2 separate regions of the Homo sapiens genome follow, and region 1 is linked to region 2. The links are chromatin contacts, found by Hi-C in ENCODE. All regions are on one chromosome and are shown on one strand. Each heading gives the region's core, a stretch centred on a gene start or an enhancer-like site at or near the end of the contact. The rest is flanking DNA. Distances are from core to core; before and after follow the strand shown.

What was found. Hi-C counts contacts between places; a loop is a spot of excess contacts on that map. Pooled maps may share reads with other maps.
Region 1: a pooled map shows a loop between it and region 2 (6-fold over the local background). The contact joins two enhancer-like sites. A Hi-C loop is called at or near these places in 4 of 37 single-sample maps with no recorded cell type and 5 of 50 pooled maps.

The regions. Positions count from the first base shown.
Region 1 is chr3:61,891,830-61,897,047 of GRCh38, reverse strand. All of the region lies in intron 2 of PTPRG (protein tyrosine phosphatase receptor type G), which reads right to left. Among named protein-coding and RNA genes, the nearest start is that of PTPRG, 330 kb to the right of the region's middle. Within about 2 kb of position 1,932, at least 16 of the 41 ENCODE cell types and tissues checked have a DNase peak (open chromatin) inside an H3K27ac peak, as active enhancers do.
Region 2 is chr3:59,449,424-59,454,827 of GRCh38, reverse strand. The region is part of intron 5 of CFAP20DC-DT (CFAP20DC divergent transcript); the gene reads right to left. Among named protein-coding and RNA genes, the nearest start is that of CFAP20DC-DT, 370 kb to the right of the region's middle. Within about 2 kb of position 3,312, at least 8 of the 41 ENCODE cell types and tissues checked have a DNase peak (open chromatin) inside an H3K27ac peak, as active enhancers do.

The DNA.
Region 1 (5,218 bases), core at 683-3,182, 2.4 Mb before region 2:
AAAATAACACAGGATAAACACACAAGTTACAGACTGGGAAAAATACTTGCACACCACAAATTCAACAAAGGACTAGTATTCAGAATATATTAAAAAAAAAACCTCTCAAAATTTAATAGTAAGAAGGAAAAAAATACAATTAGAAAAGAGAATCGGCAGAAGACACGAATAGTTCACCAAAGACGACATACAGATAGCAAATAAGCATGGGAAAAGTTGTTCAACATCATTACCCATTAGGTAAATGCAGATTCAAACTACAATGAGATATCACTACATTGGTGATCCAAAAGGCTAAAGTAAAAAATTAAAAATCAGTATCAATATCAATATCAAATTGTAATGTCAAAAATTGCCAAGGCTGCAGAGATATGTTGCTACAGGAATGCAAAATGGTACAGCCACTCTGGAAAACCATTTGCCAATTTCTCATAAAACTGCATACGTAACTACCACACAACCCAGCAATTGGACTCTTGGTTATTAATTCCAGAGAAATAGAAAATGTAGGTTCATAGAAAAACCTGTACACACATGTTCCCAGCAGCTTTATCTGTAATAGCCAAAAACTGGAATCAGTCCAGATATCCTTCAATAAGTGAAAGGTTAAACTGTGGCACATCTACACCTTGGCATATTACTCAACAATAAAACAGAACAAACACTGATATACACAAAATGGATGAGTTCCCGAGAATTATTCCAAGTGAAAGAAAAGCAATCTGCAAAGATTAAATATTGTATGATTCCACTTATGTAACATTTTTGAAGTGACAAAAGCTTTAGAAATGAAGACAGATTAGAGGTTTCTAGGAGTTAGAGATGGGAGGAGGGAGGAGGTAGGCGTGGTTATAAAAGGGAAACATGAGGGATCCTTATGGTATTGGAACTGTTCAGTATCTTGACTGGGATAGTGGATACATGAACCTACGCAAATGACAAAATTATATAGAATTTATACACACATGCACACACCTACATAATGCACATAATAAGTATAAATTAAAATCAGGAAATCTGAAGAAGATCAGTGGACTATATCCATATCAATATCCTGTGATATACCATAGTTTTACCAGAATGCTACCTTTGGGGAAACTAGGCAAAGTATATAAGTGATATCTCTGTATTATTTTTTACAACTGTATGTGAACCTACAATCTGAATAAAAATTTAAATTTAAAAAGTGCAGGTTGATAGCCAGAAGAGAGAAATTACATGGTGAGAATCCTGAAATATAAATGGTATCACTTTCAAATTTTTAAAGAGAACCAACTCTCATCTGCAGCAACAGGTGACATCACATCACTAAATAGGAAACTTCATTTTTTATCACTTGTTTCAGCCCCTAATCACAATAAAACTTAAACTGCTACCAAGAAGCCCAACAAACATATTTCGAAACACAAAACTTGACTTTCAAAAATAAAATGCCCTCCTGGTGATACTTTCAAAGTCAAAAGGTGGCCTACTCTGTCTTAAGACATGTGGATAATTGCTCCTCAGTTTCTAAGGTCAAAATCCTATACATTTATATGCACAGCATGCGATTTTACAAGCTCGGAAACCTGGAGCAAATGATTAGCTGAACTGTAAACTTAATCACTAGCAAGATAGGCCAGCAGATCTAAGAAAAAATAAAAAGACAAGGAGAAAAGCATTTTAATAACCATGAAGGTACTCTATTCTGTTGCTAAGCAGGAAGTTTACATGAAAGGGTGTGAGGTTCAGCTCTTTGTGGCTACTTCCCCTAAAAGTACGGTCCAAGAAACACCCTGCATCAATCACTTTCCAGATCCCTTGGCTCCCAGCCAGACCAACTAAGTCAGAGTAATGCTTGAAAAAACCACTGTGACAAGCTATGAAGTGACTCATACGCATGAGTTTCAGAAGCCCTGTTAGAACACTTACCTGTTTATAATTTACTGCTGTCTTCTTCCTGCTGAGGAGTGATTCTCATCAGGGATCCATTCTGCCCCTAGGGGATGTTTAACGACGTCCATCTGGAGACACTGGTTGTCACAGCTATGGGGGCAGAGGGCCCAGAGATACTGCTAACCATTCCACAATGTACAAGATACCCTCCTACAACAAAGACTTATGGGGCCCCAAATATCAATGGTGCTGAGATTCAAACTCCTGACAGAGAGGGATGCTAGCATTGCATTTAACAAAAGGATCGCTAACATACAATTAAAAAAAAAAATAAAAGCAAGATTAATAACTTAGAGCTACTAAGTGGATCTGATCTCCAAGGGCAAAGGTAGCTGTTACTCCCTTGATCTTCTCAAATCTGATTCATCCCAAGGAAGAAGGTTTTCTTTGTGACCATGTTTTAAGAGCCTCATTGCTGGAGCCATAAAGCCCAAGTTGAAATCACAGTTTTGACACTTAATATCTAATATCTGGGTGACATTAAGTTAGGCGATTACCTTTAGTAAGTCTCTATTATCTGTAAAGGGGAATTAATGACTGTTCTTCACCCTAAGAGCTGTTAGAAAAATGAAAATAAATAAGAGATGACTGTCAAAAACCATAGCATGGATCCCAAAAATAAATGTTTTGTTATTACTAATGAACTCTTTCCAATTTTTACTCCAGTCTTTTTATTTCTCAGCTGCCAACAGAGTAAACCATCTTTTTCAGATTAAATTTGGTTACTCTTTTAAATAGTTTCCAACTCCTCCAGCACCAGATAAGATAAAAGCTGACCTTTTTTTTTTTTTTTTTTTTTTTTTTTTTTTTTGACACAGAGTCTTGCTCTGTTGCCCGGGCTGGAGTGAAGTGGCACAATCTTGGCTCACTGCAGCCTCCACCTTCCAGGTTCAAGCAATTCTTTCGCCTCAGCTCCCAGTAGCTGGGATTACAGGCACGCACCACTACACCCAGCTGATTTTTGCATTTTTAGTAGAGACGGGGTTTTGCCATGTTGACCAGACTGGTCTTGAACTCCTGACCTCAAGTGATCTGCCCACCTCAGCCTCTCACAGTGCTGGGATTAGAGGCGTGACCATTTCTAATTAGCCTGTAAACTTAGTGCCAGCTGCTTTCTCTGCAAATAACACCCCCACCACCAGCTTCTCTATCAGTCCCAAATACTCTCAGGTAACAGACAACTTTAACAAGGAGGAAACCACCACTCCTATTAGCCCAGTAGTAAGTGACCTGACCAGCACCAAAGAAATGTTTGAAAGATACATCCTTTAAGAGTTGTTTGCATAAACGAAATGTTTCTCTTAAAAGTTCCCTAACCATACCAACTGGATGCCCCCGCTCAAGAATCCAAGTCCAATCAACAAATATTTATTATACACCACTGAAAGCCTGATGATAAAATGGTGAACACACAGACGTAGCTCCTGCCCTTAATAATCATGGTTTAGAAGAAAATGTTTCACATAAAGACTCCAAAACATACCTCATTAGATGAAAGAAAACCTGTCTTACCAAAAAAAGTATCACCCAGTCCTCAAGTGGATTTTTGTATGAGCCATCCAAACTGCAGAGGCAGCTGCGCCATAGCGGTTAAGACTACCAAAGCTAACGGTAGATAATGGGCTCTTCCACCTACAGTCAATAATCAATCACTCTGGGTAATCACTCTGGATCTACTTTGCCCAAAATGCTAAAAAGAGATATTGACATTGACTACCTTATGGGGTTCTTATGAGAATTAAGTTAGTTTAACAGTACCTGGGGCTCAATTTATAGTGGCTATTTTTATACTTATTACCAAAGGAATTGGGATTTCAAAAACTGGCATCCTGCAGTTCATAATTCTTCAACAAGTCTACAAGAACATCTTTCAGCAGCTTGCAGACACACTGACTTTCCCAAAATATGCTATCTCCTAAAACATTGATAAATTCTTAAATTTTCTGTACTGAGAGCACTCCAATTAGAACTTCCTCCACTATCACACATGGCTCCCAGCAGCATTCATCTGCACCTCATCAGCAGTCGACGATAATGACGTGCCACCCATCAAGATAACAGTCTAAATGTAAGAACATCTGTTACATCCCTGCATTAGAAACTGGGAATGAAGGTTTTGAATCGAGTTTGATTCTTATGCTGTATTGTATCTACTCTTTAGTTATTAACCAGCCTAACCCCTTAAGATGGTCTTATTAAAAACTGAACAAAGTGAGCCCCAATTTTTATTTCATTCATTAATACACATACATATCAATAATCAATTAAAGGGACCCAGGTACTTTTTTTTTTTTTTGAGACAGAGTTTTGCTCTTGTTGCTCAGGCTGGAGCGCAATGACACGATCTCGGCTCACTGCAACCTCCCCCTCCCGGGTTCAGGCGATTCTCCTGCCTCAGCCTCCTGAGTAGCTGGGATTACAGGAACGTTCCACCACACCCGGCTAATTTTGTATTTTTAGTAAAGAAGGGGTTTCTCCATGTTGGTCAGGCTGGTCTCAAACTCCTGACCTCAGGTGATCCACCCGCCTCTCCCTCCCAAAGTGCTGGAATTACAGGCATGAGCCACCGCGCCTGACCCAGGTACCTATTTCAGCATTGAAATCACATGGTGGCTCATGCCTGTAATCCCAGCGCTTTGGGAGGCTGAAGTGAGAGGATCACTTGAGCCAAGGAGTTTGAGATGTGCCTAGGCAACAAAGCAAGACCCTATCCCTACAAAAAATCAAAAGGTTAGCTGGGCATCGTGGTGTGCAGCTACACAGGACACTGAGGCAGGAAGATCACTTGAGCCCAGGATGCTGAGGCTACAGTAGGCCAGGATCGTGCCACTGCACTCCAGCCTGGGCAACAAAGCAAGACTCTGTCTCAAAAGAAGAAACAAAAAATCACGTGGTATGGGCTGGAAACCTAGTTTCTACTACTTGAACTAGTTGAATGGATTGGAGAATGTTCCATAAGCTCTCTCTCTCTGAGATATACTTTCCCATCTGTAAAATGGAGATAACAGTATTAACTACTTCACAGAGCCATTATGAAGACTGAATGAAAAATCTTTCTTCAAAATGGTCCAGTGCCTAGCACATTACCAGCAGTTAGTAAATTTGCACTATTATTTTCATAAAGGCAGCTATAAAATTATTTTAAAGATTAAATTTATTTACTGAAAATGCATATCAGTTTGTATTAATTTACTGAAAAAAAAAAAGAAAAGAAAACTTAGTGAAATCACACAAACATTTTTCTCATAATGCTAATTTCCACAAGGAACAACACAAAAGTAGG
Region 2 (5,404 bases), core at 2,063-4,562:
CCAAGGTTCTCCAGAGAAACAGAACCAACAGGATGTATGTGCATACAGAGGGGCAGGGGGAGATGGGACAGGGAGAGGAGAAAGAGAACGAGAGAGAGATAATTTAATTAATTGGTTCATGCAATTCTAAAGGTGCAAGGCAGGTTAGGCCAGCAGGCTGGAGCCCCAGGATAGAGTTGTAGCTCAAATCCAAAGGCAGTTTGCTGGCAGAATTTCTTTTTGCTCAGAGGAGGTCGGTCAGTTTTTGCTCTAATAAGGAAACCAACTGATTGGATGACACCCACCCACGTTATGGAGGATAATCTACTTTGCTTAAAGCCTACCCATTTAAAAATAAATCTCATCCAAAAAACCACTTTCACAGAATCATCTCAGATAATGGATGGCCAAATATCTTGGCACTGTGGCCCACCCAAGTTAACATGAAATTAACCATCATAGTTCTACTGTTAAATCCTGAGCTCTGCCATTTCCTTCCCTTCTCACTGTGGCCACCTTAGTCTAAGCCAGGATTTCTTACACCTGGACAAGTGTAAGAGTCTTCCAAATGACTCCCGAAGTCTGTTTTTACAGAGCTAGCAGTATGGTCATCTCAAAGACTTCACATCATGCCTCTCTTGCTCAAACTCCGTTAAGGGTTTCCCATTGCTGTTGGTATGAATGCCAAACTTTTTGCCTTGGGATCCCACATGTTCCGGCCTCTGTCTATCTCTCTTCTGCCCTGAGTTCACAAGCCCTTCCTCTTCAAGATTTAACTGTATTGCCACTCTCTTGGCTTCTCAAAACAAAACAACAAAACAAGCTGGTTCTATTTCAAGGCCTTTGCATGAGTAGTTCCCTCTGTCTAGAAATCTTTTCTCCCTCATATTCACATGATGGCTTCTTCTTGTTGTAAAGATCATTTAAATGTCACCGCCTCAGAAAGGCTATCCTTGACCACCCAATTAAAGCAGGCAAACTCAGTCATACCCTTGGGATATATTTTCTTTGTTGCACATATCAGTCTTTAAAATTATTTTATGTATTCACTTTTTTGCCATATTTTTCCCACCCAAGAATGTGAATCTTATCAGACCAAGGCCTTGATAGAATAGTTTGTTGATAGTGCTATAGTCCTAGCACCTAATATATAGTAGGACATCTGTATATATGTGTTCAATGAAGAATGTTATCTTAGGTAGAATTAGTGTTACTTCATCCTGTACACTGGAGGAGGGCTGGAAATTTACCTCTGTGGTTGGAAAGTACAATGCACATCTCTTCTTATCTAGTCAAAGGTAAATTGCCTTATAAAGGTCATTCAAACCTTTTCCTGTTGGAAGCATGTGATATTTGTTTATTTTCAGAGCCAAGATAAGACTAGGTGGCAGGGGCTATCTTTAAATAAATGAATCATAATTAAGGCTGGAGTCTTTTTAAAAAGAGACCAGATCCTGCCTTCTTTTATTAACCAAACATAAGGCTCTCCCCTGGGATGTGATGGTGGTCATGGGACAATTACACACTTTATCAGCAATTCTTCAAGAGCATGCTCCTGAACTTCCCCAAAAATTGCACATAAGGTACTCCCTCCTATTTTTAGATTACCCAGTTAATCTGAACATGGGTAAAAAGGTGATTAATAATTTAAGATTTCAAATATGTTATATTTTATATTGGTATACTGGGAGTCAGTGAAAATGTGGACAATATAGATCGTCTTACAGACTCCATTTTACTTACAAGTTTTATGTGTTTGAAGGGTAACTAAACAATTTTAATATAAATATTAAAGGAAACATGGATAAATGAAAAGTTTGCCCGAATTTTTTTTTAGCTAAACCTTGACCCTTCCAAACCATTTTTGCATTTGACAAACTGCCTATTGCTAGTCCCCATACTGTCAAGTCCTTGCCAGTATGTGTTTATCCTCTTCAGCTACAGGGGATTAGATGGGAATATTTTAGAATCATTAATGCAGTGATTCAGCCGAACCATGGCTGTTATCTCACCAGCAAGCCATATAGCCTTCCAATGTGGGAATGAGGTTGAAAAGTCTGACAAAAGCAGTGTGGTTCATTTCTGAAATGGCAAATTAATTCTATTTCCAGGGCAGACATGAGAAATAAATATCTCTATTTGCCACTCTAGAAAGATTTCATATTTAGGTCACTAAAATACATAAGTTCTAGATCTACCTCCACCCCACCCCTGTTTAAAAACTCCCACAAACACAAATCACAAAAATATATAAAACAAATAATAAGGTCATCAAAAAGCAAACTGATGTGGTTGTCAGGGGCTCCCTGGCAACCAGGGGAAATAAGGACTTACGTAATGGATACAGAGCTTTAGTTTTACATGATGAAGAGTTCAGGTGGTTGGGTACACAACAATGCAAACATACTTAACACCCCTGAACTGTACACTTAGAAATGGTAAATTTTATGTTATATATATTTTACCATGATTTTTTCAAAATCATATTGAGATATCAAAACTCAAAGTCTTGCAGTTTTGGTCTTTAAAGAAGCTGCACATAGAAGCTTCTGGGCCCCAGGAAAACACGTTACATGATATCATGTGTCAGTTGGCCAGGATGCCTTAGACCAATGAGAACCTTCACCAAAGGGGCAGGCATTTTGGCTTTTAACCATCTATTGCCTGCCTGGCTTGGAAGCATCTGGTCTAGGCATGATCAGATCCTGCCTCTTTCCACTGATTTCCACCCTTTGGAATCTAAGGCCTATCCTCCTCCCACACACTCTTTCACGGATTAACTCTGAGTAGTGATGGCTACACAGTGGAGCTCATTACCTGGTAGGGCTGTGCGAGAAGCTGGCATGCACCCGTTCAGGGGTCCTCACCAATTCTGGGAAGTGGGTACTGTTCTTCCTCCCATTTTATGACTAAGAACACTGAGCCTTTGTAATGACACATTGATCTACATATGCCTACATTTTCCTCTTTCCAGGGAGAGTCACAAATAAAGGAATGAGAAAGCAACGGAATCTCTTCTCCCTGCCCGTTCACCTCCAGTCTTCTGGGTTTGTGGAGCATGCCCAGAAATCCCAGCAATTATTTCATCCACTTCACTATAAGCAACATTTTCCTGCATGAAATGCACTCCATCTGGGCTCAAACAGAGATTTATAAAAGCAACCTTTTTTGTCTTCACACAAAAGAAAGGCTAAGAGTGAAACTGTGGTGAGGTTTTGGTGCTCAACAGAAGGCTTTGGGAGGAGTCGAGTGCAGTTAGATATAAATAACATCGTTTAAGCCAGGATGTGGCTTGGTGACAGCTAACTCTGACTCTGGTCGCTTTGCCAGAACAGCTTTCAGCTGTTTCACGTGATTTCACAAACCCTTGAACTGCAGAGTTATTTCACACCTGCAGAGGTAATGAATGCCTTTTGAGAACATTTGCAAAGTTGGTTGGCAAAAGTCAAAGAAACCAGTGGAACACAAGCTCTCCAGAGGCCTTTTTCCTGTTCCACACGTGCTGTGCCTCAGTGAGTAGAGGGAGGCCGTCAAATGGAGTGACTACAAGTTCACAAATAAATTGTCTTCTTTACCAGTGAGTCAGTGTACCTCAATCTCATCAGAATAGAAAAACAAAAATGAAAGAACCTCAGATTTCATGGTAGTGGCAAGATACAGGGCTGAATGTCCTGCCTGCAGATGTGGGGCCCCTGTTCATAGACTGCCATGTCATCTAGCACATAAGCAAACAATGTACAAATGCCTGTGTATACTTGTTACAATTCATGCCAGGAATTTACCTCCTGGGTATGTGAAGTGTCTGTGTTTCAGGGAGTGGAGATTTCTGATCTCTCCCTCTCCTGCTACTTCCCATTCATCTTTTAACTCAGAAGCTGTAACTCTCCAGATACAGAGATGCCAGTATCCCACTTTGCATATTCCGAGAAAAAGAGCAGCCCAGACATAATTCAGAAATTCATAATCAGCATGGCCACAAATAAAATTTTAAAAGTCATTTCTTGTGAACATTTCATGGTGGTGGATTCCTCCGCATATAAAAGGACTATGTCCCATAGGAATTTATTAGTAGTCTAAGAAGGATTCTATGAATAAATTATACAAACTGTGGAAAATGTGTCAAAAAGGATAGAACTATTTGCTCAAAAATTCTGGTAAATAGACTTAAACCATGCGCATTACGTGGGGATTACCCATTCAGAGAGAATTTATTTATTCAGAAAATGTTTATTGCTAGGCACACCCAGTATAGACAGGTGAACACCACAGTTTTGGTTCCTGCCTCATGGAGTTTACCGTCTAGTTGGAGAGGTGGTTGGTGAACAGACGAACAAATATAAAAACAAACATGGACAGTGCTGAGATACAGCAGAGTGATGACAAGAGATTCAGAGCCCTTTCTTGTACTGAAACATGCAAATTTTCTCATTGATTGCTTGTTAATGTTTTATAGGACTCTTTAGGGTACAGCAGGGGGCCTCAAGTATCTTGAGAATAATAGTCATTGTTCTAAGTGGCAGTGAATAGAGAATTCCAGGGAATATGTGATTAGATACTTACAATGTCAAATCAACCTAACCAAATACCTTCCATAGAAGTGTCTGGAGAGGCAGGTGAGATAGCATAAAAAGTGAGCTTGGGTGGCAAGTAGACCTGGATCTGGATTCCACCTGCACTATTCATCCGTTGGGTGACCTTGGGCAAAGAACTTGAACTCTCTAGGCCTCAGGGTCTTAGGGTGTTAAAGGGGAAAACTGTACCTACATCAGATGGTTCTTGTCAGAAAGAGCTAATAAGTCATATACTATCTGTTCAATTCTGCTCACACAAAGTAGATGTTTAAAGAGGCAGCTGTGATTTTTATTGAGGAAATTCAGTCTCTCCCTCTTACAAAGGGGCAGCACAAAGTATAGCCATGGGCTTCCATGAAGACAGGCTCTTTCTGGAAAGCCAGAATAGGGACTCTTCTTGTCCTCTCCACCCTCCTCCCCTTGAAATGAAGGTATATCTAGTCACCCAAGATGAAAGACCCAAAGCAATCCCACCAACTAATACTTTTCTGCCCTCTGGTAATTTTAAAAATAGTAGTTACTTCTACAATGTCCCCTGGGTTATAAATTACCTGCCTTTGATCAAGATAAAAAGATGAGTCACATTAATGTGCCTGCTGGAAATTGTCTTAAGGCAGGAATGATAGCCTATTTTTAATAAAGCTTACAACAACCACCATCCCTAAATTGGGTCTGTGGTGTTATGCACACACAATGGACTCAATGCAGTAAACATCTGTTGAGAACCTACATAATCCTCTGTGTTTCTAGACAAGAAAATGTTTCAAGAACAGAATCTTAGTAGAGCGTACATATGAGTTTCTGGGGTGGACTTGTCCTCAGGCTGTGGCAGTCCCTGTTTGCTCGGAACCCCT